2 separate regions of the Homo sapiens genome follow, and region 2 is linked to region 1. Evidence: read pairs that join two places in POLR2A ChIA-PET (ENCODE). Cell type or tissue: GM12878. All regions are shown on one strand. Each heading gives the region's core, and the rest is flanking DNA. Links, peaks and the distances in the headings are about the cores only. Region 1 overlaps FHIT (fragile histidine triad diadenosine triphosphatase). Region 2 overlaps FHIT (fragile histidine triad diadenosine triphosphatase).

The links. ChIA-PET counts read pairs that join two places held together with the same protein. Peaks named below come from ENCODE experiments on the same cell type or tissue, not always from the same donor. Only the 100,000 strongest peaks of a DNase experiment are listed, where the experiment ranks them.
Region 2: POLR2A ChIA-PET joins it to region 1 with 5 read pairs; 2 of 35 experiments call an interaction of 5 or more read pairs at or near these places.

What each region holds. Positions count from the first base shown.
Region 1 is chr3:60,357,681-60,360,604 of GRCh38, reverse strand. The region is part of intron 5 of FHIT (fragile histidine triad diadenosine triphosphatase); the gene reads left to right. Among named protein-coding and RNA genes, the nearest start is that of MIR548BB, 260 kb to the left of the region's middle. In GM12878, for the core only: no CTCF peak of the experiment used is centred there; no DNase peak of the experiment used is centred there.
Region 2 is chr3:60,503,384-60,506,307 of GRCh38, reverse strand. All of the region lies in intron 5 of FHIT (fragile histidine triad diadenosine triphosphatase), which reads left to right. Among named protein-coding and RNA genes, the nearest start is that of MIR548BB, 110 kb to the left of the region's middle. In GM12878, for the core only: no CTCF peak of the experiment used is centred there; a DNase peak (open chromatin) is centred at 1,307.

The DNA.
Region 1 (2,924 bases), core at 278-2,777:
TAGGATAGCTATTGTTGCCCTCATTTTGTGGGTGCTCAGAGTGAATCTCAGTGAAGTTATATGCCTTACCCAAGGTCACAGAAAGACAGAATTAAAACCCAGGGCTCTCAGAGTCAAAGACTTGCATTTTTCCATTCTACCATAACATTCTTCTAGGCTGAATGGATCACTTCACTATTTAGTATCTGAACTCTGTGCATTATTGGCCCCAGTGCCTTCTCTCATGTTTTCTCTTTCTTAGCATTATTTTCCTTTTTCCTTGAACCTCCTTAAGTTGCCTTTGTCTTTTATAGTGCCAGCAAATTTGTACCTTCTGGAGGCTTTTCAAGATTGTTTCAGAGTGAGACTCCATCTCAAAAAAAAAAATTTTCTTGCCCCACCCATACTCAGCCTTTGACTCTTTTAGTGTTTAATAGTTTGATTAATTGTTAAGTTGTGGTCATAAATATTAAGATTATGGAGTTTAATATAAGTCCTAAAAAGCTTAGTATTTGAATATAATAGAAATGGTAGATGCACCTAATGGGGAACTTTCAAACCTGCACATTTGTATTCTTTTTCCAAAGCAGGGATCTGTCCTTTCCTTACAGAATGAAAAAAAAAAAAAGAAAAAAAAAAAAAAAGTCTTGAATGTCCTAGTGTTCTAGTGTTTGCATAATTGCTTTTCATCCCTGCTCTCTGCTAATTGCTTTTAAGGATCTCTGCTACATCCTGCATTTCCCATCATTGTTGGATTTTATTGACTTCTCTTAGAAAGCCAGCCTGATATATAAAATTCTATTATCTTGGGACCTTTGCCTGTGATGCTGTTATGCTTTTAGGGAAGACAGTGGTTGGTTCCATGAAAATGGACCTGTCTGGAATACACTGGAATTTCATAATCTATCCAGAAAAAGATAAAGCCCAGATGATAAATACCAGAACCTTTTGCTCCTGTCTCTTTGGCGAAAACAAGTGGTGTTTGGCTTGCTCTGGTGAAGGGGTCATGGGCTGTCACAGAATTCGAAAAAGATATTTTGATATTCAGGCCGGGCACAGTGGCTCACGCCTGTAATCCCAGCACTTTGGGCGGCCAAGGCGGGTGGATCACGAGGTCAAGAGATTGAGACCATCCTGGCCAACATGGTGAAACCCTGTCTCTACTGAAAATACAAAAATTAGCTGGACATGGTGGCACACACCTGTAATCTCAGCTACTTGGGAGGCTGAGGCAGGAGAATCGCTTGAACCCAGGAGGCGGAGGTTGCATTGAGCCAAGATCACACCACTGTACTCCAGCTTGGCGATAGAGCGAGGCTCCATCTCAAAAAAAAAAAAAAAAAAAAAAGATATTTTCATATTCAAGTAATAATATATTTTGGAAATCTAATTTTCTCAGTTTTGTATCCAAATATCATGAAGTCAAGCCAGTCTACTCTGTTCTGTGATGTGGAAAATCTCTGCTGTGTAATTCTCAACCATGACTCTTGGGGAAGGTTTCTTTGTACTGTGGTATAATGCATGTGATTTGGCTCACACTTCTGGAATACCTGCTGTATTCTCAGTGCTGGGCAAGTGCTGATGGGATACCACATCTGACTTAATGAGCTTTTGTTTTATGTCCTGTTGCTTGAACAAGTAGACTACAAGCCCTCAACACCTCCTATAGACAAAGAAAAACAATCTACCATTTATTGAGCATTTACAACACACATTATTTAATATAAATCTTCCATCAATTCTATGAGTTAGTTACCATTATTACTCCATTTTATAGATGAAGACAGTCAGAAAGGAGAAGAATAATTTCCCCAAAGACCTACAACTAGTGAAGACCTGAGCCAGATTATAACCCAGTTCACCTGGCTCCAAAACCAAGACTTTTGATTGATGTGCCATAAATGCAGGGGCTGGCAGAGAAATGGATAAGCACTAGAAAGTATAGACCTACCATGTTGTATCTGTGTTATCAGCCCCTTCTTTACTTAGCAATGTTTATTAGCCTTTCACTATGCTCTTTCTGAAATAAAGCTGATTTTGTTTATGTCAGAACACTATGACCTTAGCTTTTTGACCTAGGCTCACAGTAATATTTGCTCAATGATCATAATTCATTGTGATTTACGTCTTAAGAATATAAGGAACACCTGAGATCTTTGTGCCAAATTCAGAAGGAATAGAGTGGTTTTGTTTTCTTCTTTGCTTTTTTCTTCCTCATCTTCCTTCATTCTGACTGTAGTCCATCCTTGGTTTCAATTCATGGCAAGTTCACAGAACCTAGCAATAGGTTAAGGAAAGGAAACTTCTCAGCCAAATACATCTCTAGTATCAAAATCTCCAAATAGTGGCTGGAAAGGATTGTTCTCTAAAATGAGTTCTGTCTTTAGAATATTTTAATCTATTTTATGTCACAAATATGTATTAAGTGCTTGTTATGTTGAGGGTGCTAGGTGCAGTGAAGAATACCAAGCTAAGTGAAGTGAACTTTGCCTTGAAGAATGATAAGGTGCATTGCCTTCTTTCTCAAAACTTATGTGGTTCTCCAGACAGCTGGAGGATATAATAAAACACAAATTGCTAAGGCCTATCTCCTGAGTTTTGATTCCAGAGGTTTGGGTTGGAGGTCTATAGTTCGAACTTCTAACATGTTCCCAGGTGATGCTGATGCTGCTGTACATAATACAATTATGAGAGTCTTTTATCTACTGGGAGAAGGTCAGTTCTCACCTCTGAGCCAGTATGATGGAGAAGGATGGAATGCTAAAACCATTCTTGAACAACAAGGTAGTCTTATGCAAAGACTATGATGGCCATGTGATTAAGCGTTGTGAAAATTACCAGTAGAACATAGATCAATGCTTTTAAAATATGCTTTGCAATATGTTAAATATGTGTATCAATATGAAAGTATATACTACAGAGAATAATATGCCTAAGTACAACAT
Region 2 (2,924 bases), core at 235-2,734, 150 kb before region 1:
GCTACAGATCCTATGGAATACATCCATCCCTTCCCACCTACCCTCCACCCTCAAAGTACCATGTGAAAAATAGACATCAACCATGTGTGCTATGTAACCAGTGTTTGTGGACTCCTTCATTAGTGCCTACCATATAAAAAGAACTGTAAAATAACATGGAAAGCTCAATTATATTGTCTGTGAGAAATCATGGGAAAAGACTATTAAATTTTCACATTTTACTCATGGCTTTGTTGATTAATTGAAAGAAAATAAGACTAATGATAAAGTTGGTCATATTTATGAAATTGCCACAAAATGAGGAGTCATCAAACCAGACTTTTACAAATGGCCTAATAGTTTCTTCTACAAAAAGCAGAGGTGGGTTGGCATGAGGAGGCCATATTTGGTAACTGTGGGGTTAATGTTACCAAATTCAAGCTTATTAACATTAGAAGAATGATGATAATATAGAAGTTGTCAGAATTTGGAAAGAGGTTTTGTCCGTTGGATGAAAGAATGCCATTGCAATACCAATGGATGCCAATGGGATAGCAGAAATCTAAGAGTTTGTCAACATCTTGGCCAAGATAATCAGCAGGGGATTTGGGCAGCTTTCTGGGATTTACCACATGAAAAATAGCAATCAAAAACAGAGCCCAAATAATATGTATTCCCAATTCATAGTCTGATTATCATAAAATATGCTGGAAGAAACCTTGGAGGATGATCTCCTCCAGATGGGAAGCAAAGGTGAAAAGTGTAAATATGAGAGAGAATGTGCGTCTGTATTAGTTACAAACGGCTTAAAAATATTTCTGTAACTTTGTCATAAGATGTTTTAAAAGAAGTTTTAGGGAAAATTTTCTTTCTAATAACTAACATATCTTTTCTATGAGGCTTTTATATTTAGTAATAACAGCTACCACTTATTTAATTCTGACTTAATGGCCCTTTACACAGATGCTGAAAGAAGCCTAGGGGTATGGAAGTAAGCTGTCCACACTCACCCACCTAGTAAGTAGTGAAGTCCCAATATAAATGAGACCATCCTAATTGCAAAAATCATTTCCTTAACTACTTAGCCATAGCAGAGGCCTGGAACCAGTCTTGTTTAGGTAGATGACCTGGTTTAGCCTTTTATCTATTAAAATAAAGGAAGGAAAAAAAGTAGTGGGTTTCAGATAGATTTCTGCCCATTATTTTGTTTTTTTCTGTTTTTACAGCTCATGATCTAAATAGGAAAAAAAATACATCTTTGACAAATGTCCAAAATAGTTCTGACAAAACTTTTGGGGTGATAGTGGGCAGGGAAGCAGGTATTCCCCTTGTCCCCTGGGACCTGTTGGTTTTTCTTGATGTTGTCATGCTGACGTATAGCAGTTTGACTTCCACTTTGAACTTAAAGGTCAGAATTTGTGCTTTCAGACTATTGAACATAATGTAGTTGTTCCTATTCCTCAAACTTTGAAAAATAATTATAAATTAAATCACTACTAAATTTCATTTCCACATTGGGCTTACTACCGGGCAGAAAGGCTACCTGTGTAGCTAACAGTTACATGACCTTAAGGAAACATTTTATCCTTCTCACAATTAAAAAATCACATATTTCTAAAGCATATTTTCTTTTGAATTAATTATTTTCTTATTTTGTTAATCACTTTCTCCTTTGGAGCTGCGGTTGAATACAGCCTGTCCACTATCGCTGAAGCTCTCAAAGCTTCATGAGACTCCTTCAATCAATATATTGTATTTGGCAGTTCACGTTTTACTATGTTATACAATTATATTTAACAAATTACTGTGATGTGAAACATTTGGGTTAGAATAATAAATAACTTTAAACTACTTACTAAGCAGCTTTGTTGAACCAAAAAAAAAATTTTTTTTTTTTTGAGACGGGGTCTCGTTCTGTCGCCAGGCTGGAGTGCAGTGGAGATCTTGGCTCACTGCAACCTCCAACTCCCAGGTTCAAGTGATTCTCCTGCCTCAGCCTCCCGAGTAGCTGGGATTACAGGCGCGTGCCACCATGCCCAGCTAATTTTTGTATTTTTAGTAGAGACGGGGTTTCACCATGTTGGCCAGGATGGTCTCGATCTCCTGACCTCATGATCTGCCCGCCTCGGCCGCCCAAAGTGCTGGGATTACAGGCGTGAGGCACGCTGCCCGGCCAAAAAATCTTTTTAAGTGTGACTGACATTGGTGGCTATCAATATGGTTGGATGCTTATATTTAGAGAATATACTTCACAATTCTTTTTTTCTGGTCATTTGAGCTATGTGGTCATTTATCTGTGTAGTAAAATTAACGTCACTTTGTGATATAATCTGGTGATACGTAAAATAAGGCTTATTTGCTCTTTCTTAAAATCAATACTGCATGTATTTATTATAAATAAAATGAGCAAGAATTTAATACTGTTAATTTTTTTCATGCACAAAAGTATGAAGTAAAAAGACTCATAATCCTACTGCCCAGAGATAATCCCTGTTAATCTTTTAAAATGTTTTGTTTTCTTCCATCTTCTCCAAAACAGTTTTAGATAAAACTAGAACACAACACTACTCTACATATAGTATGATATCCCTTTCTTTTGATCCTAATACCGTAAGTTTTTTCTTATTGTTTAAAGTTAATGTTTCTTATTCATTAACTTCATTTTCAGTGGTTTCATAATATTTCATCAATATGATTAACTATAATTATTTCACCTGGTTTTGAATATTTAGTTTGTTTCATAACTTTCACTATTAGAAGTCATGCCACAACCAATATAAAATGTATGTGCCCATACATTTATCAGTTATTTATATTACTGTATATTACATGCATACACACTCAGTAATTGTAGGAGTGAAGTATTCAAAGAAAACTGAGACATAGCATCTTTGCTATCATAGGCCTTCTTGGATAAGGTACATACACATAAATTATGTAAATGT